Regions from separate parts of the Mus musculus genome. Here regions 2 and 3 are each linked to region 1. Evidence: chromatin loops called from intact Hi-C (ENCODE). Cell type or tissue: heart. All regions are shown on one strand. Region 1 holds the start of Soga1 (suppressor of glucose, autophagy associated 1). Region 2 holds the start of 4930405A21Rik (RIKEN cDNA 4930405A21 gene). Region 3 overlaps Rab5if (RAB5 interacting factor).

Region 1 (8,000 bases):
CAGCCCTGGCTGCCTGGAGCAGGTCGCCTTCCTGCTCTGGCTAAGCCAGCCCCTGGCACTGTGACAACATAACACCTCCAGTAAGAAGCTGCCCTGTAGGTGTACAGTCCACACTCCCAGGGCTTTTACTGTATCTCCGTGAGGGCAGACACTGTGGAAAACAGCCCTGCAGAGCAGTGTGGGTACTGCCTGAATGCATGCAGCAAGAGTTGGCATGGCTCCCTTCCTCACTCGCCCAACTTTCTTCAGTCTAGAATGTTTTTCTTGCAGCTCCTCATTTGGCTGTCTACATCATCTCCCAACTCCTGGCCTCCATGAGTCCTCTGCCCCACCTCCACAAAGCTCACCCTTATCACCAGGCGCATTGTGTTTTGTTGTGACTATTGTTTAACTCTTGGTGTCACAGAGGCTCTCCCTAGTTCACTCATACTCCAAAATCTGCTCTAAGCAAACAGTGACTGACTGGATGGATGGATGGATGGATGGCCTCGAGGTAAGGAGGAAGACCCCAGCCTGATCCCATAGAATCCACAAAAGAATGTGACAGATGCACAAGGCACCATGCTCTCCATCCTGAGAGCAGCAGGAGATCTCAGCCACCGCATCTGAAGTTTCCTACCGTGCCAAATGCTCTAGCTACGTGCACATTTAATCTTTAAGGATGATCTGTGTGTACTTATTCAAGTCTTAAGATGAGAAAACTCAGGTCCAAACATGGTAAGTAATGTGCCCAAGATTACACAGCCAGGAAGCTACAGATCCAACAGGGGCCTGAAGCTTTCGCCCAAAAACTCAACTGAATGGTTGGCAGAAAGTGAGGCTCAGTCTGGCCCTGGAACTGGAACTCAACCCAGTCTTGGTCTCTAGGAGAACCTGGACTCGACCCCCAGCCTCCTGGGACCACTTTCCCATCTACATACTCATGGGTAGCTTCAGATGGAGTTAGGGACTCTGTCTGACCACTTCCTGGGAGCACAGGAAAGGGCCCGGGATCTGGGCAGGAAGAAACCAAACCAAGAACTGTGAGTTGTGCTCATCTGGTGCTCGGGTCCAGGTCTGGAGTAGCTCAGGCTGGGAATTCAGGAAGCCACGAGGAGCATCTCGGAAGACTGACTCCATCCTCAGGGCCTGCACTCTAACCACTGACTTCAGAAGACTTCGCCCTCTAACTGAACCCCAGCTCCCAAATGTCAACAGTGAGTAACACCTTTGTGAAGACTTACACTCCCATTTAACTGAAAAAAAAAAAAAATGGAGGCCTGGTTTGGGGAAGGCCCAGGCTACAAACAGGTGGTAAATAATCCTTTGTCAGATAGACCTGTGTCCTCTAGTGTACAGGAGTTTCCTGAGAACATGCTGGATAGAGGACCCAAAGGAAAGCAAGAGGGACACCCCAACATCCTAAGGAAGACTCCCCCGACAGTAGAAGCAAGAGGCAGTTAAGTGCCACAGGGCAGACATGTCATTAGAGTGCTGTCAACTCAATGGCTCCTGGCCAGGGCACTCTGGGTGTTGTGCCAGGCCATCAACTGTCAAGTGCAGACAATACTGTAGCCTCTTCCAGCAGCGGCAGTGCAGCCCGTGAAGATCCCAGCTTCCCACACCAAGGTCAAGAAGCCAGGGCAGGACTGTCCCCATAGCTGCCACCATGTCAAAGAAGAGGCAGCCAGAGCATGGGCTGCACCTAGGTGCCCAGTCACCGACGATTGCTTCTCCCAGACAGCTCTCCAGGCCCACACACAGAGGGAATACCCCTAACCAGCAGGACAGTTTCCCTCTTCCCACAGGGAGCACGGGCCAAGTCTGCCCAAACCTCTCTCAGAGGGGACAGAAGACAATATCCTGGGATTGAGGAAGTGGCCTCTGAACCAGTTCTCCCACGACATCATCCTCCCAGGCTGTGGGACCGTTAGACTGGGCGGAAGTGGACTCGAGCCAAGGGGATGTTCCCAGATGTCACGCTTTCAAACTGGATCCGCCCCAAAAGGCAGGCGAGGACAGGCCTGCCGGGGAAGCCCTGGGTAAGGACTTAGGATGGTGTTCTGCCTCTCCTTGCCAGGGGATAGCACGGTTTCCCTGGCAGCCTAACACACGGACATTGGTTCCAGAACAGAGAGCCGAGAAAGCCTGCTGATCTGGGACCGGGGTCCTGGGCAGGTTAGAGGGGGGGAAGGTCAGCCTTGGCTGACTATCCCCACTCACCCATCAGAACGTGTCCTCTAAAACAGTTTTACCGCGGGTGGGAAAGTGCACATTGGGGTCCTTTACTCGGTGTCTTATCCATAATCCTCCTCACCGGAAAAGTGGGAAGAGAAGGTGGGGCACTCTCCCTGCTTGGTCAGCGCCCTGGACTCTTGAGCCCGGATGACCAGTCCTCTCCCGCCCCTGCGCCTCCCCCATCCCCCCCAGGTCCCCACCTTGAGATAGTCGTTCTCGGAACGCAGCTCTTCCAGCTCCCGCACCAAGCCTCCGGGCCCACAGTCCAGCATCTCCTCGGTGAGGTCGGAGAAGGCTAGCGAGGCGCTGAGTGGCAAGCGGCTGCTGCCCACCGACGATGCGGCCACCGACGGCTCATCCGGGGAGGCGGGAGGCCGCGGAGGCTGCTGCCCCGACTGCGCTGGCTGGGGCGGCTGCCCGGTGCGGGTCCCCGCCGGGCCGCCCGCCGCAGACTCGGCGTCGCTGCTCAGCGCCAGCTCCAGGCCCAACTGGCGCGCCTCCTCCGACGCGCAGTCCGACACCTCGGAGCTACTGTCCGTGAGGCTGGGCGGCGGCGGCGGCGGGCGGGGCCCGGTACCGGGACGAGGGCGACCCTTGGCGCGGACCCCCGTGCGCACCCCGGCCACCCGAGGCCCCGTGCCTCGGGTACCAGGAGCCACCGCGCGCCCCTTCTTGTCGGGCCTCGCCGAGGACGCGGTGCCACAGGCTGTAGCGGAGCCCGGGCCTGTGCCGCGGCGGCCTTTGGCCAGAGACCAGCCGGCCACGTCCTTGGGCCGGGCTGGTGATGGCGCGCGGTGGCTTTTCTTCCTCTCCGCGGCGGGCGCGGGCGCAGGCGGGGGGCCGTAGCCCCGCGCCGATGACTCTCCCGCTGGCGTCTCCATCGCGGCCTCCCCGGGTCTCAGCGAGCGGCGCGCATGGCCCGGGAGTGGCCGGCTTGGGTGTCCCTGCGGCGGGTCTCGGATGCGCTCCCGCCGCTCAGGCCGCGACTGCGCTCCGGTCTCCTGCGTCCGGGGGCTGCGCTCGGGCCCTGCCCCGCGCCGCGCGGCCTCTCCGCCACTCGGTGCTCTCAGCGCGCGGCCCGATCTCCTCCAGGCGCCGCGACTCCGACTCCGGCTCCGCCCGGTGCCCGCCCCCTCCGCCTCGCCGCGCCCCCGGAGTGCGCCCGGACCCCGACTGCAGCCTGCTCGGCGATCGCCGCCTCGGACTCCCAGTCCGGCTGAGGCCAGGGCCCCGGCTCCGCCCGGCGCGGCCCGCCCCCCACGCAGCCCCGCCAGCTCCCCGCCCCGCCGCCTCGGCTCGGGGGCGCGCGGCTCGGCGAACAAAAGGCGGACGCGGCGGGAGCAGCGGGGAGGGACGCGAGCGGGGAGCGAGGGAGGGATCCGCGAGGCAACAGCGACCCCCTCGAGGGTCAGGCGGGCCCGGGCAGCCGCGGCCTCGGCTCGCTCCCGCCGCTCCGGGCCGCCGGCCGCTCCTCTGCGGGCTGGGGGATCACACCCGGCCGAGGAGCCTGGAAGCCCGGCGTCGCCGTAGGGGCCTCGTGGACGACAGGAGAGACTATTCCCTGGCAGAGGCCCCGCGGACCTCAAAGGGCCGGAGCCAGCATCCATGCACACCCAGCACCGCGCCGCGCGCCCCTTGTGGGTGCTGAGCCTGCGCGAACTCCGCCCCCTTTAACTGGGCATGACAAACGACCCCATCCTATAGAACCTTAAACTGAACACGACCTGGCACGCGGTCGGTTCTTGGTCTGAGAAGGAAGCAGGATGGATCCTACAGAGTATGCTGGACTCCTTTTGCCTCGTCTATCTGTCCGCTGCCATTGGAACCGTGGCGTTCCGCGTGCATCTTGGATCTTGCACACCCTAGTTGCCTATGAACCCGGGCATAGTCTTGTCTCCCCGACCCCAATTTCATGGTCTTTGCGATTAACTTCAGGCTGTGCCTTGAGGATGCCAGACCGTTAGGTGCTTAGGGGGCAGGTTCTAGGCCGGTTAGGGGCTGGCATGGGACTGTGACCCTGAATACCAACAGGGTCAGATTGACTCCACCACAGACTCCAAGGCCCCAGTATTGGTGGGCATGGTTTCTTTCCTCTTGAGCTATTCAGGCTATCAGAGTTAATTTCTCAGAATCCCTTACACCTTCCTCACCTCTGCCCTCTCCACACTGTGCCTAAACCATAGTAAGTTCTTTGGCCCTGGGAAGGCACTCATCAGCATGGTAGCTGCCCAGTCTCTTGCCACCCAGAAGGTAGCTCGTACACACACACACACACACACACACACACACACACACTATGCAGCCTCTTTTTCTTCCTTTAGACCCTTCTCGGTCTTTCTCTCCCCTTCTCTTTTCCCCCTTCTTTTCCATGGGTTCCTCGTCCTCCTCTTCTTCCCTCATCTTTACTTTGGCTCCTCCCCTTTCTCCTAACCTGACCTACATCATGGCCAACTAGTTCAAGGTCTACTCCTTTTTCTTTTATTGACCCACCATCCACCTCGAAGTACAAGCAGGTCTGCCTAGCACCTGGGAACCCTGAGGACCCTGGGGAGTCCTCCTACACCCAAGCCGCGGAGTCCAGTCCTAGCCTGCTCTAATGGGTCCATTACAAGTTCATTATCGTGATTGTCCCTGCTCTTAAGGGGCTCATTGAAGTGATACAGAGAGAATGTGCAGTTCTTGAAACTTGTTGCTTCCTATAGAACATGGGTTTTTGCAGTGTGAGGGCATATGCATGAGACCATCCTCAGCTGGGTAGGCACTAATGCAGACCATGCTCCATATTTCAACAAAGAATCTTAGAATTCTCCCCCCACACCTCTCTCTCAAGATGGTGTCTCATTTTATTGCCAGGCTGGCCTTGAATTCATGGGCTTAAGCTTTCCAAACAGCTGGGAGTACAAAAGTCTGTCAACTCTTGTCTCAGAAGGATTAAGGAACTTTTTTTTGGCTTTTCGAGACAGGGTTTCTCTGTGTAGCCCTGGCTGTCCTGAAACTCACTCTGTAGTCCAGACTGGCCTCGAACTCAGAAATCCACCTGCCTCTGCCTCCCGAGTGCTGGGATTAAAGGCTTGCGCCACCACCGCCCAGCAGGATTAAGGAATTTATGTCTGGTTGCATTCTCCAAAAAGAAGCACATGATATATATTCCAATTGTTGTTGTAGTAGTAGTAGTAGTAGTAGTAGTAGTAGTAGTAGTAGTAGTAGTAGTAATGTGTGCATGTCACACATGCATACACACACACACAAGTGCACACATGCCACAGTGCACATAAAAGGTCAGAGGACAACTTTTAGGAGTTGCTGTCACCCATCGGATCGCTAGCTCTTCTCATAGCCATCCTGGCACTGCCAACAGCCTCAGGGTCTGCTTCCTGCCCTCCAGCCTGGGCAGAAGACCTCTGTGGCATGGCATGGCATGGCATCTGGCAAGCCCTCACTCACAAGCTTTCTCTGTTGCTCCCTCTCTCCATCCGTGGAATCCGGTCACCACATGAAAAGTACGGTTAGGTCTCATGGGGTGGTCCCGTAAAGTCCGTCCAGCCAACTCTAGCTCTAGTCCCCACTGGCTACCGGACCTTACAGAAGCTTCCCTGACAGCCTGGAGCCACCACCAGTGAGGAGTAGAGAAGTGAATTCTCTCACCAGCCCTGCCACCTAAACTGTAGAACAACTCTCTGAAGGCACCAGGGTTTGCCTGCCCCAATTTTTTTTTTTTTCACACAGTAGTGGGTTACTGGAATGCACAGCCAAAGTCAGACATCCGGTCAAGGAGGAAGCCTTCGATGGTGGCTTTAGTGGCGGGGATGGTGACCCAAATGGAAGACCAGCTTCTGCTTTCCCATCAAGCTACCAAACTGACCAACAGGATGGAAACCAAGTAGAAACTAACTCACTAAAGTGAAGATTGTTTTCATCATACAAATCATGAAAGAAATAAGCCACTGGCTGGTAAATGGAACCCATGTGAACGGGGTTATTGGGGAACCCTCTCGAGGAAGTGACCTGTATGCTGAGTTAGCCAAAGGGCCTGGGAAGAGAATCTGGGGCAGACTGAAGAGCAAGGGCAATGTCCCTGGAGGAGGAGAGAGTGTGACAGATGTTCAGGGAGGGGTGATTAGTGTGGCTGGAAACCCCTGGGAGATAAAGGAACGGAAAGCACGGATTGGATTGTTCCCAGTGCAGTGACAAACACTGGAACCTCTAAGCAGGGAGTCACAGCATCTAATTTACATCCGGAAGTAGATCTCTCTCGGCTGACAAGAACAGCTTAGGGGTTGAGGAACATGACTGTGGGGGCTAAGCGGGCTCTGATGCATCTAGAAGCCATAGAAAAAGGATACATTCTGCTTTAAAGAGCCAGACACTGTTGGCCGGAAGCGAGGACTCGAGTGAGTGATGTCAAGTTCATCTCCTGTCACCTGCTTTAGAGACAGAGCAGTGACAGAACAGCCACTGTTTGCTTCAGCAGGAAGGACAGGCTTGGAGGTATGGAAGGGTAAGAGAGCCTCAGTTCATAGAGGACTGGGTCAGTTTGAAGCATCCGTGGAGATGTCCAAAGAGAGACCCAGAGGGAGGATGTCAGGCAGGTGCCATAACTACCTGAGTTCAGAGGATAGCAGGATGGCCCAGTAAGCACAGGTATGTCCCCTTCTGGTCATTTTCTCTTGGTTATTTTCAACTTGTGTTGCTGAAATCATACAGAATTGTAGATTCCGTGCTTAGTAGAGCAGAGGAAACACTCCCCACACATTCCTAAACCCTTTGCAAAAAGCCTCCATTTTCATACTTGAAAGTAATCCTTGGTGTGAGTATTTCACCGGCACTCACCTTTCCCCTCCAGTAGATACATTGTTTCCTGACCGCTAGGTAGAGTGGATACATCGTTTCCTGACTGTGCTAGACACAGTGGATACATTGTTTCCTGACTGCGCTAGGCTAAGTCGCATTGATGTCAACCTCTAGAAACGAAGGAGAGATGGCTCAGCAGTTAAGAGCATGTGTTCCTTATGGAGAGGACCCAGGTTCAGTTCTCTATACCCACTTGGTGACTCACAACCAACCATCTGTAACTCTAGTTCCAAGGGATCTGATACCTCTTCTGATCTGCTGGGCATCAGGAACACCTGTGGTATAGGTAGAGACAAGCATGCAAAATGCTCATACACATAGGATAACCCCCTACCCCCAAATCTGAGGCAACACAGTGAATGCTAGGTCACCCATGAGGATATAGAGAAACCCTCTCTCAAGAAATTAAACACCAGGGATATAGCTCAATTGTAGGATGCTTGCTTAGCGTGCTAAGGTCCTGGGTTCCATTCTTAGCACCATACACAACAAAAGTCATTCCTGGGGTGACGGTGGCCTTCTGAAGGGGACCATGAACAGTCTGGTGGCAGAGAAAGGTGAAGAGAGCTGCATGGCAGAGGAGGGCTGCTAGGCCCCTGGCCCCTGGATTCCAACGGTGGCATCTCTGAAGGGGCTGTCACCTGACAAGGGGGTGTTCCTGTCAAATCACATACCAAATCTTCAGGACATGAGGACACAGAACAGGACAGCGAGGCAAACCTCACTGGTCTCTCAGAGTGCTTGGTGGTCAGTTATTAAATGTAGGGGAAGGGGGCTGGAGAGATGGCTCAGTGGTTAAGAGCACTGACTGCTCTTCTGGAGGTCCTAAGTTCAAATCCCAGCAACCACATGGTGGCTTACAACCATCTGTAAGAAGACCTGATTCCCTCTTCTGGTGTCTGAGGACAGCTACAGTGTACTTACATATAATA
Region 2 (8,000 bases), 360 kb before region 1:
GGAGCTCCTAAGGCAGTGGGCACCTAGCAGAACCAACTGCTCTGACACGGCGGGGGCGGGGCATGTAGCTGCCCACCCACTACTCGAAGCTTCCCAGCTCCGTTGTGAGCACTGCCTTCCTCCCTCCTCCTTTCTGACCCAGTTTCCACATTCCAGAAATAGCTCTGGCAGGTGACTGGCAGGCGGGTCAGCGGTGGCTCAGCTGCCACTTGTACACGCCCCTCCCCAGCCAGAGGACACCTGGGAGGGGGCACGAGGGCCGGGATATGACCCTTTGGTCTGCCTCTCATCCTGCCTCTCCTTTCTTTATGCTCCTGAGAGGAAGCAAAAACAGTGACAAGGCTCCCTGCCGTCTCTTCCCTCAGCTCCCCCACTCCAATCATCGCCTTCTGTTTCTCCCAAAGCCCTCTGTCTCTCTTCCTTTCCCCAGTTTTGGGCTTTCCCCTCCTCCCTTCTGTGTCTCTCCCACTCCCTCTGAATCACACCACACAGATTCAGAAGCTGAGATATCACACAGGGACCTCAGCAAGTGGCGTGGGGGTGGGGGGAACTACTGTGTGGCACCCTGGTCCTACCAATTACATTCTCTATATCTTCAATTGTGATATGGTCACACAAGAGCTTGTGTGTGCGCGTGTACACACACACACACACACACACACAGATACATACACTTAGGGTCATTCTCCACCCATATTGGAAGCTCCAGGCTGAGTTGGACAAGTTCCAGTCCAGAAAACATTCCAGCTCCTGCTCAGAGGCCCAGGGTACTTTCTTCAGTGCTGTTGTGGCACTGAAGAGGTACGTGTCCCTCCCTGGGCCTCATATTGGTTATCTAGATCTTGGTTGTGACCAATGGTCTTTATCTGTGACCATCCAAGTCACAGGCTGCTTTCCCCCTCTTTTTGTCCTTTTTCTCATCCCTTAGAACTCATCTGGTTTCTTTCATTCCTTTCCCTGCACGCACACACACAGGAAGGGAGTCTGACAAAATCCCTTGTTCTGGTCTCCCAAACCTGGTCCACCCTAATCTCTGGTTATCACACTGCAGATTCCTGTCAGCTCAGCCCATCCAATCCCCAGAGTGTCGGGGCAAACATCCTGTAATTTGAGTGTCATTTCTTACCCCTGAAGCTAAGGTTTGAGATTTAATCTAAGTTAAAGTAGAGTAAGTGCATCACTGCCAATTAGTGATGTCTGCTATGGCCAGAATTACACATACCTGCCATTCCTGACTTAACCTAGTCACACACACACACACACACACACACACACACACACACACACACAATCACAGCAGCGGGTGGGATGGTTCACAAAGCCACTACAGCCTAGAGGAAGTGTCACAGTCAAGGTTATTCAGAAAATAGGTCAAGGAGATGTTTCTCAGAGCCTTGGGTTCTTCATTGTCCTGTGGGGTTAGGAAGGAAGCCACACAAGGACTTGACAAAGAACAGAGAATCATCTGGCAGTGGGAACAAGATGATTAGAGGCTGTCATACTGGTCAGGCAGGGGACACTGGTCCTCTCCGGGCCATAGGGTCAGAGGGAGTAGGATTCAGGAGGCCTTTCTTGGACAACTGCCAGCATTTCCTACTGCTGAAACAGGCACCTCTGCTCAGAGCACTGGGCACAAGGCAGGCTTCCTCCTTACATTCCGCCATGTCCCCGTCCCAGATTGTCCTAGTGAGGGTTTCTGTTGCTGTGACGACAACACCATGACCAAAAAGCAAGTGTGGGAGGAAAGGGTTTATTTGGCTTCCAGATCACAGACCATCATTGGAGGAAGTCAGGACAGGAACTCGAGCAGGGCTGGAACCCGGAGGCAGGAGCTGGTGCAGAGGCCATGGACCTTGCTGCTTACTGGCTGGCTTCCCCTGGTTTGCTCAGCCTGCTTTCTTATAGAACCCAGGACCACCATGAACTGGGCCCTCCCCGACTGATCACTAATTGGGGAAATGCCTTATAGCTGGATCTCATGGAGGCATTTCCTCACCTGAGGCTCCTTCCTCTCTGATGACTCTAGCTTGTGTCAAGTTGACACACAAAAGCAGGAATGCACAGCTTTTCACTGTTCAAATTTTCTTTTCTTTCTTTCCTTCTTTCTTTCTTTCTTTTTTTTTTTTTTTTTTTGGTTTTTCGAGACAGGGTTTCTCTGTATAGTCCTGGCTGTCCTGGCACTCACTCTGTAGACCAGGCTGGCCTCGAACTCAGAAATCCGCCTACCTCTGCCTCCCAAGTGCTGGGATTAAAGGCGTGCACCACCACGCCCGGCTTCAAGTTTTCAAGGGATTTACCAAAATGGTGACCCAAAGGGGAAACCAGCTGCCAGTCTATCTGGAAAGGACCCTTTACCCTCTCCTAGAAGCCCAGGCTCATGCAGGAGGGTCTGAGGCCTATGTGCCAGTGTTACACCTCAGGCCTGGGTCAGCCAACTGCTCCTCTATGCTAGCCTGACTTGGGCAAGGACTCAGTCAGTCACAAAATCGTCCCCATACACACCTTACAGGACCTGAGGCGGGGGGCTGGGAGGGGGGTGACCAACAGAGAAGGGTGCTGACATTCCTCTAGGACCAAGGTCTCAGACTTGGTGAAGTCCAAATTGAAGCTGCCAGTGAGTTAGTTCTTCTGTTCAAGAGAGTGAGCTGGATCAAAGGGTCAAAGACTTGCTGGTGAAAATTCTGTCTCTGCCTGGTTTCTCTCCAGGGGATACTCAGCACTGGGGAATCCCAAAGAGAAAGGGGGACTTGCCCAAGGTTATGCAAGAAGTGTTACTGAATCGAAAGGACACAGCAACACATGAGGTGTCATAGCCATTCAAGAATTTACTTTGTATTTTCACCTAAAGCAAATGAAACTGAATAGCATGGTGTAGCCAACTCCTGCTTTTAGAGTGCTTAGCACAGTGCTGGCATCAAGTAAGTTTGTTGCTTTTGCCATTATTGTGTCTTAATGCAAAAGGTAGACTGGAAACAGTGTTACCTTCTTCATTTCCCACAGTCCTCTGTCAGATCCCAGTACAGAAAGCAGGCAACCAGCGGGCTTGCCAGGCAGCAAAGATCTGTGCTTGGCAGAACCTTCTGTAAATGGACTGTCAGTCTGTGGGCGGGGAGGGGGCTCACTCGGTTGTCACATTTTACAGAGGCACAGAAAGGTTAAGCATCTAACCTAAGGTCACACAAGTGGGATACTGAACCCGTCCTTAGGACCCTTGGGAGCACAGCAAGGGATGAGGCAAAGAGGCAACTAGAAACTGCGCGGCTGAGTAGCTAGGACCCGCGTGCGGGACAGAAAGCCCACGGTGGGCTCTCTCCTCAGCCTCAGTTTCCCTACCTACAGCGAGGCGTCGCCACCAGGGTGAGCCCGCAGGGACGGACGGCCACTCCAACTCCCGTACAGACCACGCATTGCGTTCCAGCTGGAACCGGTTTGGCGGGGCGGTTCGAGAGGGCGGAGCCCCTCACTCGGGCATGCGCGAGTTGGCGCGGGCGCGCACTCCCTTTCAAGACCGGCCGGCCAGGGCGTGGGCCGCGCGGTACGCGTGCGCGCTTGCGCTGTGTCCCGCTTGCGCGCGCCCCCTGGCGGCCCCGGAATCCCGGGCGACGCGCGCGCGGCTGACGCGAGGGGCGGGGCCGGCGCGGGGCTTTAACCCGGAGGCCCCGCCTCTCGGGCGTACAAAACCGGAGCCTCGGGCCGGGCCGCGTGAGGGAGGAGGGTGAGTGCCCGCCGCTGGCCGCAGCTGCCGCCAGTCCATCCGTCACTCCGTCCGTCTGTCCGACCCACGTCGTCGCCGCCGCCGCCGCCGCCTCCTCAGCCCGGACGCCCGGGGCCCGCCCAGCGCCACCCGGAGCAGCCGCGGCCCCGCGAGGAGACGGGCGCCGCCTCCGCCCGGCCCTGCCCTGCCCCGTCTTCCCGTCTGTCCGTCTGTCCGTCCGCCCGCTCGCCCGCGCTTCCGTCCTTCTGTCGGGCCACTGGCCCTCGGGCCCGTGTCTCCGCTGAGCCCGCTTTGTCTCTCCCTAGCTCGCTGTCTCTTTGTCTCTGCTCTCGCGCTCTCGGCCCCTCCCTCGCTCCAGGATCTCGGGTCCCCTCTCCCAGCGCTCCTCTCCTCTCTTACAGCCACGGGTTCTGGCACCCCCATTCTTCTGGACTCCCTAGATCTTTTGGGGCCTCTCCTTCAGAACACACTCCACTCCCCCAGGCCTTTCCTGAGCTTACCACACATCTTGAGGGTCCTTCTTGATGCATGTGCCCCTGATTTCCTGGGGGTTATCTCCACCTAGTCCGCATTTCCCGGAGGGTTTCCCACTTCTCCGGAGCCTCCCATAGCTATCAGAACCTTTTACATCCCTTAGTGGTCTCCTTGAACCCCCAGTGTCTCCCCAGCTCCCTAACTTAAGAACCTCTGCCTTTCCTGGATTTGTCCGCTGTCGCTGTCACTGTCTCTCCTTGTTCTCCGAGCGTCCCACTTCTCTGGACCCGGTCCCCCCCACCCCCCTTGCTCTCCCTGCTTCTTTCACGCGTCTGTGTCGGTGGTCTCATTGCTGTCTCTAACGCCTGCCTCAGCCTTCTCTGCCCGGGGCTCTTGCTCCTTTGCTTCTCTGCCCGATCCCCTGTCGCCCCTTTTCTCTGCTCCTTGTCACTCCCTCTCCCTTTTCTGTCTCTGCCGGGTCTCTGGGTCTCTGACCCCCATCCGGCCCTCATGGCTTTGTGTCTGGAGCTCTTGAAGCAATGTGAGTGGTGGGGTGTCCGGGTCGGGCCGGGCGGAGTCATCCCGCAGGCTGGCCGCGGCAGAGGCTCCATGGGGTTGGCGCTGGGGCAGGGGCTGGCGCTGGGGTAATGAGGCTGTGGGGCCTCTGGACCAGGGGAACAAGGATGGTGGGGCCAGGCTGTCTGGCGAGGGGGTTGGGGGGAAAGGGCCTTCCTGCCCTGAGGCTTCTGCTTGAGTTGCTTAAGTGTGTGGAGTGCGCCCTGGGCTGGGTATCCCTGCTGGTTTGGCCCTGCATGGCCTGGCACTTTGTGATCGCTTGTGGGCAGGCCTGGGCTATTTTGGAGCCGACAGCAGGATGTGATATCACTTGGGCGTTTATTTAGACCCAGCTGGGGGTGGGGGCTGCGTTCTTGCCAACTTGAGTAATGAAATTTTGCAGGGGGTGTGGCTTCTTAGACAGCTGGGCTATATGGTTGTGGTCAGAACTTTTCAAGCTACCCTGAGTGGGCAGGTGAACAGAGGTCTGTAAAACTTGGTCTTACTGAGACCAGGATGAATCGGAGAGGAATCGCCCTTACAATGATACTCTTGATTATTGTATCTGGCTGTCTTAGACTCTGAAATCTTGATTAGACCAGCTCTAAAAAGTTTGACTTTGCCTGTGACCCTTGCACTTAAGTCTCAGGTGTTCCATCTGTAAAAGGGATGGTGAATGGGGGTAGTGGTACCAAGGGGTGTCATGAAGATCAAGTGAGGCATATGCTTTGTAAACTGTCAACCTGCCTTTTGAGAGTCCCAGAGAGAAAGCTTCCCTGAGAGGGTACAGAGCAGGTGCCCAGGACTCGTCCACTCCCATCTGGTTAAGAAGTGTGCCCACCTCTCCAGAATCCCCAGTGCCATCTTGCTTCTCCTCGGTGTGTGAAAATAAGTTGGTATGCCCAGAGAGGTGCTTGTGCTGGGGAACGTTTGAATTTTCTGTGTGCCATTTATTATTTAAGGTTGGACCCTGCTAGTGGTGCCTGAAAACAAAGTCAGCCAGCATGTGGTGAGCCACGGCTGCTTTTCTCTGCGTGGAGCACAAAGGTCCTAGTTGAAAGGTTCTGCTGAGAGCTGGGGTCTGCTATCAAGGGCTCTAGGATGTTCTAGAACTTTGGAACAGGGAGTGAGACTAGATATCATAGTCCCTGCATCTTACAGTTAAGGTGAAAGTCAAGAAAAGCCAGGAGGGGGCTGGAGAAATGGCTCAGCCGTTAAGAGCACTGACTGCTCTTCTGAAGGTCCTGAGTTCAAATCCCAGAAACCACATGGTGGCTCACAACCATCCTTAATGAGATCTGACGCCCTCTTCTGGTGTGTCTGAAGACAGCTACAGTGTACTTAGATTTAATAATGAATAAATCTTTAGGCCAGAGTGAGTGGGACCGACCGGAGTGGGCAACCTTTGTTCCCAGCAACCACATTAAGGCTCACAACCATCAGTACAGCTACAGTGTACTCATATACATTAAATAAATCTTTTTTTATGTATAAAAGAAAAAAAGAAGAGCCTTGTTCCCAGCAACCACGTTAAGGCTCACAACCATCAGTACAGCTACAGTGTACTCATATACATAAAATAAATAAATCTTTTTTTATATATATAAAAGAAAAAAAAAAAAAAGAAGAGCCAGGAGGGCCTGTCTCATGGCCATGTCTTAAGTCACTGCCTTGCTGGTACTACCTGCCCCTGGTGTGTAAAATCAGTCTCTGTGTGTGCCTTGTGATAGGCACAATCCATGGAGACTGCATTGGGAAGGTAAAAGGGCTTGTTACCTGACCCAGAAGTGGAGGAGTCAGGACTCTAGTCCCTATATCTCAGGCAGTGACTGTCCCTTTATTGTCATCTTTCTAACTTAAATTGGAATAAAAAGTCTTATCCTAGGACTGATTCTTTAAAAAAAAAAAATAGTCTTTTTATTTTTTAAGTTGCAAGGCAAAATGCCAAGGTTTTGTCCCCAGTTCTGGTGCTCAACTGCCATGTGACTTCAGACAGCTGGTCTCCTGGTGGAGCTCTGCTTTTCCCTCTGAAGAATGGGGGTGTTGAATATATCTATGTCTTGGGTCTTTGTAGCTGACATTTGAGATTCTCGGGCCACCTGTGCATTCCTGTGCCCTACCATTTAAAAGTATGCCTGATCAGAGTAAGGAGCAGTAATGTGCTGAGTGCTGTCAGCTGTATACTCAGGACAGCTGGGGGCTTTTATGGGAGAGGGCCTGTGTGGGCTGGGAAGGCTTCCAGGAAGAGACAGTATTTGAGCTGAGTCAGCATACCAGACATGATCAGGCTTGTATACAGGTGCAGAATATTGTGGGTTTTAAAGCTATTCATACTTGGTTCTGATCAGTCTTGTCATTCAATGCCTGTGCTTTCCTCATCTGGACTCTGAAAAATCATTTATACCATAGGATTGTGGAGACAATTAAATAAGATTATGTACATATAAATAAAAACCTGTACACAGTAGGCCCTTAATAAATGTGAGCTTTTCCCTCCTCATAATATCTGGTCAGATTTTTCTTTGTGGGAACAAGACAGCGCCAGCCTCTTCCCTCACCCTTGTGGTTGGGGTTCAAGTAATGAGATGTAGGAATGTACCCCAACTGTATGTAAGCAGTAGTAATAGAAGTGGTGTCTCCAGGGCCTTTGGGGGCATCAAGTAATTCACCATCATTTTCCTGACCATTGCACCTCACAACAGTCAGAAGCCATTGAGGTTCTTCCGATTTCAGTTAACTGTAAGATGCAGGGGCCTGCAGAGGGACATGCACCTACTCTGGGTCTGGCAGCATGGCAGTGTCTGGGCATCCTCAGGCCTCTGCTTCCTTTGCCCACAGCATTACTTCAAAGGTTGCGGCTTCTGCCTGGTAGCCTGTCACTCAGTGCCTGTTCTGGCACCTGTTCTGGTTGGGTTTGTTTGACATTTCCCCAGCCTCTGAGCTCATCTCACATTTAAAGGCTTGAGGTGGGGCGGGAACTTGAGTCATCACCTTCCCTGGCTTTTCATCCAGAGTAGCAACCAGACACTCCCTGAGGGCCACTGCCTGATGGAGATGCCACATGCCCAAATGTTTTCCTCCCAGAAGCTCCGGTGGACTTGGGAAACTGTCTCCTGGCTCTTGGCAGAAGGTTGCAGTGGTGTCTCTGAATCGCCACTCCCCAGAGCTCCACACGAGAAGCTCCTGCCTAGTTAAGCCGATACATGTGTCTTGCTGTCCCCTCTGTGGTACAAACCGCTACTCCCTGAGGTTGTCT
Region 3 (8,000 bases), 210 kb before region 1:
TTCTTCCTCATCCTCCAAATACAAGAATGACCTGGAACTATTTTTTGTTTCCACCTCATACTGGGTTTACCTGCTGTATGACTCTTCCTCATTTATTCAGTAGTGATTTGAATACACAATTAGGATGAGGTCCTTCTAGGGCTTCCTCACCCCTGCCTCTAACCTCACTTACCATAAAGTTAAGCCTTTCTTTCTGTGATGGCTGTCTGCATTGGATATTACTCCTGAAAGGAAGGAAGTGCCTGTGTCAGCCTTTTCCTTGTCACCCCATCACTCACTCCACGGTCCTCCACATCAGCTCATTATCACTGTGGGCTAATCTGGTTTGGTTTTTCCAAATACACACACACACCCATGACAGGGTTTCTCTGTGTAGCCTTCACTGCCCTAGAACTCACTTTGTAGATCAGGCCAGTCTCGAACTCACAAAGATCAGAATGCCTCTGGGATTAAAGGCATGTAGGACCACTGCCCAGCTTTTTTTAAATAATTGTTTTGTATGTACATAACATCTATTTGCACACCTGATGCCATGGAATTACAGTAATATATAGTGGAGAGCTATCGTGTGGTTGTAGGGAATTGAACTCAGGACCTCTGAAAGAGCAGCCAGTGCTCTTAACTGCTGAGCCATCTCTCCAGCCCCTTTTTGTTCTTAAAGACAGTTCTTATTCTAGCCCAGACTGGCCTTGAAATTCCAGCAGTCCTTCTTGCCTCAACCTCCCAAGTATTGGATTGCAGGCACGGGTTGACCCATCTCCAGAGCTAGCTTATTATCTAAGCTTTCGAGTATCAGTCTCTAGCTAGAACGAGTAAGTCAGCCTGTCCAAAATAAAGGTCCTTTGGGGGATGGGAGGTGGCCAGATGCCAAGATTTCTGGCAGAAGATGAGGGTGTGGCTACAGTATAATCAAAAGCCTCGTTTCTTTGAAATCCAAGAACAGTTGCACTCAACAAAATGCCTTTGTCTCCTCTTACCTCTTCAGCCACGTGCTCATCTCCAAGACACATTTGCTCCCCACTCCTGTTCCTTCCGTTCATGAGAAAGCCATTATATTACTGTCCACAAGCCAAACGGTGAAGCCTGTACCCCAGTCCTCTCACCTGCAATAGGATACAGTGATCCCACCGATCACCCGTGCACTGAGTGCTTCCTTGCAGCAGTCTGAGCTCCACTCCTTGGAAACAATCTGCATCATCCCACACACACGTGCGCACTCCTCCCATCCTCTCTATCCATTGTGTTCAGTTTCTGATCAGCTCAATACATCCTGGGGTCAGACGGATGGGCTTCATCAATCATCAGTTTCGACTCCATTCCCATTGCTGTTATTAGCCCCTAATAGATGATAAACTGGAGCCAAGGGTATCTGGTTTACCTCGTCACTGAGTAACAAGCTATTCATAAATGGCCTTCTCTTGGGAATTAATGCAGAGAGCAAACAATGTTTTTACTTGCTTTACTAGGCCATAAAGCAATTAAATATGTCTGTCCCCTGACCGTCCTTCAACAGGAGCTGTGTTGAGGCTTATGGCTGGTGTAGGTCTTATTTAGGGTGGCACGACAGCCATGCTGATTTCTTCGAGGAGGCTGAGAGAAATTGTGTGCTTTACATTGGAGAATGAGTGAGTGTGGTGGTGGTGTGCTCCTTTAATCCCAGCACTCAGGAGGCAGAGGCAGGAGACCTCTTGTGAGCTTAAGGTTAGCTGATCTACATAGTGAGACCCTATCTCCAAAAAAAAAAGTGTAGATTGGAGAATTGGGGCAGTGCTAGGAATGGAACTCAAAGTTGAGTGTGTCTAGAGCACTAGACAAGTGTTCTGCCATTGCGTTGAGACCCCTGCCCGGTGCTTTAAATGGTTTTTGTTGTTGTTGTTGCTTTGGTTTGGTTTTTTTTTTGAGACAGGGTTTCTCTGTGTAGCCCTGGCTGTCCTGGAACTCACTTTGTAGACCAGGCTGGCCTCGAACTCAGAAATCCGTATGCCTCTGCCTCCCGAGTGCTGGGATCAAAGGCGTGCGCCACCATGCCCGGCTGCTTTAAATGTTTTATTTCACGCTTGTGACTAAGAGTAGTTGTTCCTTCCTTAAATCTCCAGCTTAGTTGGGTAGGCAGCTCCACTTAAGGTCTAGACATTTGAATTATTTCCTTCACTTCTCCAAACCTAATAACTATCAGAGGCCCCCTGTTGGTGTGTGTGTGTGTGTGTGTATGTCTGTCTGTCTATGAGGAAGCTGAGGCCCCTCTGGATAGACTTACCCAGACACTCATGATGAAGTAAACAGATTGAGCCTGTCTTCCTAAGATTGGAACTTTTGTCTGGGAGTCATCCCCTGCCTGGGCAGGGCAGGGCAGGGTAGGGAGATACCACCCATAGACGAAGAATAAACTGGAACATGGGTGTGAGGGGAGAGCCTGCGGCCTCAGAGCTTACGGTTTGTGTTTGGTGTTGATTCCCCTCACTCCAGATTCTGCCTGATCAATGCAGGAGTTCTGTATCTCTACTTCAGTAACTACCTACAAATCGACGAGGAAGAATATGGGGGCACGTGGGAGCTCACCAAAGAAGGCTTTATGACATCATTTGCCTTGTTCATGGTATGTGTGGCTGGTAGTTCTACAACACCTTCTGTTTATTTAATGAGATGCCAGGTTGCTCAGAGAAAACACTCATTGACTTATTAATTTGAGTTCAGACTGAGGTACATAGAAAGACCTTATCCTCAAAAGAAAGAAAAAAAAGCCAAGAATTTAGATATGTGTATATGAAATATATCCAGGGGAAAGCAGCGGCTCCCACGGCTGTAATCTGAAGTGTAAAGTGTCTGCTATGCATACAGTGAAATGATGATTGTCTGCTCCTGAGCATAGGTGAGCCTTGAAAACATTATGCCAAGTGGAAGACTCTACGGCTACATGGTCCCCTTAGTAAAATACAGAATACACAGGGCCAGAGACAGAAAGTAGGTTAGTGGTTGCCAGTACCTGAAGCTCCGGAGAGAGGTGGCAAGTGACCGTGGGAACAGACTTTTTCTTTGATGTTTTGAGATTAATGATAATTATCCTTTATGAACATCCTAAAGACCTCAGATTTATACATTGCTGCCTTCATGTGGGGGAGGAGCCTGTGTTGATCCAGGTGACGATATGAATATTGCTTGTGTCTCCCGTAGGTCATTTGGATCATCTTTTACACTGCCATCCACTATGACTGATGGCATTTGCTCCCGTGTCTTCTGTCCAGTCCGAAGGACCCTTTTACTACAGCACAGGTACATGCCAATTGGGGCACTCCTGCCGCGTGGAACCGGGAAGACCCACGTCTCCTGAACTTAGAATCAACGTGTTGGACATCAGTATTTTCCGCAAGGGTTGTGAAACTTTTCAAAGAACCATCCGCCTTTGGGGAAGCATTTCTGAATTTGTCCATTGTCAACTGTTTTTCCTTGGATACCATCATGTAACAGCTGTTTGCCGAGTGGAGCTGCTGTTGAATTTGATGCGCCTCTGGATCCGGATGAAACATTGTCTTCCTTGGTTCTCCGTCAGGTGTACAGTTTTTAAACCATCACTGCATCTCAAGTCTTCTGAAAACACCATGTGTGTGGTCCATGGTACAATACAAGCAGCCATCTAATAAGTCTCCATTGTAGGATGTTTTCAGAAACTTGAATAAACAAATCTTTAACTGAAAGTGTGTTGGCATGCCTGGTAAACTAAAGCCTTGCTTACCTACTGACCTTACCCTCTGAACCTAGGAGTAGGGTTTAGCAGAGCCCCTGCTCTCTTCCCTCCTCCCTCTCCTCCCACAGCAGCAGTAGCAGCCAGACTCTTTCTCTTTTGGCTGGAGTTGGTATTGGCATTTCAGAGAGGGTCCACCACCTGATGTCCTGACTCAGTACTGAGATAGGTGACTGGGCTAGATGTGAGATTTAAACGGTGTCATTTTGTGTTTGACCACCAGGTGGCAAAACGGGGGTATGGGGAGGACCTGGCTGTTTGAACACTGAAGTTGGCTGAAAGGACTTGATGGGAGATCATGGGAAGATCTGGATTGTCAGTCTTCCTCGTGCGTGGGAGTTAGGTGGGGTCTACTGCGGTAAAGCCATCCAGTGTTCCTCTTGTCAATGCTTTCTGAGCCATCCTACCATCTGAGATGTGTTTGCATTCTGGAAAAGACTTGTGAGCGTTCCCAATATTTTTTCTCTCCATGGTAGTGATGCTCTCTCTGTCTTTTAGTAGGGCTGAGTAGCTGCTGTACTGGACATTTCTCTCAGGAAGTGACTTATCAGACCTCAGAAGTATTTTATTCTCTGTAGAGGCCAGCCCTGCTTTGAACTGCACTGCACATGGACTAGAAGTAGTAGGTAGGGGTGAGGCCTTAGGAGATACATGACTTATCAGAAAGCCCAGGTGAGGCCCCGAGTGTCTGTGCCCCACCCCAGCCGTCTCTGTTCTCCCAGCCTTGCCTCCTGGAGCTTTGTCAGGGTCAGCGGAGTTGGAGCTCTCGGTGCCACAGTCTTGGTTCCCTTTCTCTTTGTGCTCCAGGGCTAAGCATCATCCAAGGGGTCCTCAGCCAGGCTGATGTAGGAACTGAGGGACTCTCGGAGCCCCTCACTGAGCAGAGATGCCTCCCCACTCGCAGGTGCTTCCAGAAACAGGAGGCTGCTGTGGATGGGGGACAGCGGGTGAAGGAGTCACTTCCCCTGTGCTTGCCACACAGTTCATTGCCTCAGAATAGCACCATGTCACTGACAAACTCAGGCTCCTCATTTCTTACTGATCTTACTCCATCTTACCTCCCTATGCAGGACTGTGATCACCCACCCAGCCTAACCTACATCCTACCTGGCTCCCCTGAGGTCCATGCCTCCCTTTCCCAACTCTGCCTTGTCCTCTACACTGCTTCAGCCTGGCTGCACTCTAGAAGTGTCCCTGAATGTGACAGCCCCATTGTGGGTTGTGAGTCTATTTCTTATTCTGCCTTTATGTTTCAAATATTCTTACCGGTCCAGCTTTTTCCAATTTAGTGATGATGTTGGCACAGTCACAGGTGGAGGTGTATCTTTGCCAGGTAGTGGCCCAAGCTTCTGCAGGACACACGGCTCCCTGAGGGGACAGCAGATGCCATCTGCTAGCTCTGTGGAAGAGATCCAAACCTGTGATATGGTACCTGCCCCAGGAGTTTTCTGTGCTTGGCATATTGAGGGCATGGTTGCCAAAAAGTAATAGGAAGTGAAGTCTCAAGTGATGGGTCTCATAAAGGCAGACAGGTGGTAAAGGTCAACTGGACAAAGTTATGGGGTACTTAATTCTGTGTAAAACTGAGAAGCAAGTAGGGAGAGGTCAGCCTGGGACCCATCGTACCTACTGTATAGAACCACCTTGTAGGAAACCCCAAGTCAACTTTCTCAAGAGGTGTCCCCCTACACACACACACACACACACACATACTTTTTTTCTTTCCTCAAGACAGGTTTTCTCTCTAGCCCTGGCTGTCCTGGAACTCACTCTGTAGGCCAGACTAGCCTGGAACTCAGATCTGCCTGCCTCCACCCGCTGTGTGCTGGGATTAAAGGTGTGCACCACCACTGCCAATAAGGTTTTCCCCTTTGTCTCCTTGACATCAGAAATGCTAGCTAAGGATTGCATTGCACCCAGGAAGAGCACAGTCTGGTTCCTGTGGGAAGAACTCAGCTTCTGTGCACATTAATTTAGAATCACCGTTGCCTGTGAGATTCTGGCCAGGCTCATGGTTGGCCTGTAGTTCTTTGTCATCATGGGATGGAGGCAGCTCCCACTCACATCTTAGCACAAGGGCTGCATAAGGATCGATAGCAGAAGTGCCTCCTCTGTATAGCTCCAGCAGGTCAAGCCTCTAAGGGCACAACTGACTATCTCCTAGGCCCCTCATCCAGTCTGCAGTGGAGGCAAAATGTAAGCCATACATACCAGAGTAATGCTCCACCAAGGCGTGGAGTGAGGGGAAGGTGAGGCGAGGTGAGATGTACAGCCAGCCATTGTCAAGACGCTGTATCCTGTAGTGTCTGATCCGGTCCCAAGATGCAGGGCGGCTGAGTCGGACGGACAGGGAATAGCAGCCTAAGGAGGAAAGGGTCCAGGGTGGGTCCAGGTAGAGACTCAGCCCTGCCGAGGTTGGAAGAAGGAACAAACAATAGCCACAGCCCAGTCTTCAGGGGGATGCTGGGGTCAAAGGCAGGATAAAGACTATTAGTTGTAATAGGATTCTGTGGTCCTCAGGATGGGTGAGCATTAAATATCGGCTGTATGGATAAAGACTCAGGTGGCACAGGGTTGGAATGAGAAAGTAAGTAGATGTCACCATGGCCAGAGAGAAAGTCACTCTGGAAAGTTTGGTGTTAACGGTGCTCTTCTTCATAGATACCATGCTCACAAACAGCCTGTTTGGGCCACTAGTACAGTAAAGTTCAGAGGTTGGTACCTCAGCGGTAAAGTGCTGGCCTAGTGTGCACACTACTATGTGTTAGGAAATCCCCACGACCTCACACAAAGACCAGAGCATCCCAATGACTGATCTGAGAACCAGCACTCTATGTAACATCACACAGGATACTAGAACTCAGTGTCAGTTTAGGGTTTGGGCCCTTGAACCACAGAACAAAAATGCAGACTGTCACTTAGTATCTGAAATAGGTCTGACTCTCCAGGACTCCCGACTCCAGCACACACTGGGGTTTCTTGCTCTACTTCACTACAAACGTGCCCTTGTCCAGTGAGGAGCCTCACTGTTTCAGATTCCAGATCCCAAGACACATTCCTGGTCATTTAAACCGGTGTGCAGGCATCCGTGTTATAAGCTTCTCCAAGGCGATTCCAACGTAACAGCTAAGAACTAGTTCTCAGCGTAAGTTCCCCAGGCCAGCAGTGTGAGCGAGGAGCATGCTCAACCCCAGCCTAGGACCCTGTCAGCAAGCTGGGTGTGCAGTATTCCTGTAGGTAATTCTGTTGCATCCCTGGATAGAAACCCTCAGGTCTATAAGCAATGAACGAAAGTGATCTCTTTACCCAGGCTAGGTACATGTGCCCTTCAGCTTAAGCTATGCTGTGGAAAGGGAGCCGGGAGGAGAGGGCAGGCTCATGCTTGGGAGACAGCCATCCTAAAAGGTCAGCAAGGGAAGGGTTTTTATATGTGTAGGCTAGCCAGCCCGAGGGATCCTCCTGTCCCATGTCCTCAGGACTAAGATTACAAGCATACATCACCATGCCAGGCCTTTCACATCTGTGCTGGGGGTTGAACTCAGGACCACATGCTTGCAAAGCAGCTACTTCTCAGACTGAGGCATCCTCTGGCCCCCTCTGCCTTTAATTATTTTATTTTGTAGGTGAGGGCCTTACTCTGAACTTCCGGCTAAGCCTAGATCTCACTGTCAGTCCAAGTTGGCCTTGAATTCCTGGGTGATCCTCCTGTCTCTCTGTCTGAGTGCTAGAGTTAGCGCACCATCACTGCTAGCCTTCTGTCAAGACAGCGTCTCACACAGAACACATATGCCCTGCAGTCTCTATGTAGCTCAAAGTGACTTTGAATTCTTGGTCCTCTGGGCTCTGTCTCCCAAGTGCTGGGTTTCTGGCATGTACCAACTTGCTCTAACTCGGGGTCTTCTGCTTCTGATGTAAGTGGCCTTCTGATTGACTGAGAAGTAGTTGCTTTGCAAGCATGTGGTCCTGAGTTCAAACCCCAGCACAGATGTATGTGAAAGGCCTGGCATGGTGATGTATGCTTGTAATCTTAGTCCTGAGGACACAGGACAGGAGGATCCCTCGGGCTGGCTAGCTGGCAATAGGGACGCTGGTCCCAACTTTTCTGTGTATCCTTCCAAGTCCTTGAAGATCTTTACGGATTCCTCTTGGCCCCTCCCTTACCTAACTCCATGAATTTCCCTTGTACATGCCCCTTCTTACGTCAGAGGGCAGAATGAACAGCACATAGGGTGGTCACTATACTCTGGCACCAGGCCCGAGG

What was found. A loop is a pair of places that touch in the nucleus more often than their neighbours do. Peaks named below come from ENCODE experiments on the same cell type or tissue, not always from the same donor. Only the 100,000 strongest peaks of a DNase experiment are listed, where the experiment ranks them.
Region 2: a loop joins it to region 1, with 5 times the contacts of the local background. A loop is called at or near these places in 2 of 42 quality-filtered maps.
Region 3: a loop joins it to region 1, with 8 times the contacts of the local background. A loop is called at or near these places in 10 of 42 quality-filtered maps.

What each region holds. Positions count from the first base shown.
Region 1 is chr2:157,075,812-157,083,811 of GRCm38, forward strand. Soga1 (suppressor of glucose, autophagy associated 1) reads right to left here and starts at 3,454. Exons shown (of 15, transcript NM_001164663.1): 1 at 2,418-3,454. The coding sequence starts at 3,098. It also overlaps a transcript of Tldc2 not described here. In heart, CTCF peaks have their summits at 152 and 3,640; DNase peaks (open chromatin) are centred at 20, 1,940, 3,500, 6,330 and 1 weaker place; H3K4me3 peaks cover 4,475 bases; H3K27ac peaks cover 3,245 bases; H3K27me3 peaks cover 240 bases.
Region 2 is chr2:156,717,373-156,725,372 of GRCm38, forward strand. All of the region lies in intron 7 of Dlgap4 (DLG associated protein 4), which reads left to right. 4930405A21Rik (RIKEN cDNA 4930405A21 gene) reads right to left here and starts at 3,537. Exons shown (of 4, transcript NR_040505.1): 1 at 3,334-3,537. In heart, CTCF peaks have their summits at 3,575 (motif pointing left), 5,007 and 6,079 (motif pointing left); DNase peaks (open chromatin) are centred at 129, 1,689, 3,529, 5,029 and 3 weaker places; H3K4me3 peaks cover 4,989 bases; H3K27ac peaks cover 4,870 bases.
Region 3 is chr2:156,869,872-156,877,871 of GRCm38, forward strand. It overlaps Rab5if (RAB5 interacting factor), which reads left to right. Exons shown (of 4, transcript NM_026124.3): 3 at 2,467-2,596; 4 at 3,172-3,692. The coding sequence ends at 3,213. It overlaps Sla2 (Src-like-adaptor 2), which reads right to left. Exons shown (of 8, transcript NM_001356495.1): 6 at 5,951-6,100; 7 at 5,006-5,138; 8 at 4,280-4,666. The coding sequence ends at 4,549. Among named protein-coding and RNA genes, the nearest start is that of Rab5if, 11 kb to the left of the region's middle. In heart, a CTCF peak has its summit at 3,964 (motif pointing right); a DNase peak (open chromatin) is centred at 850.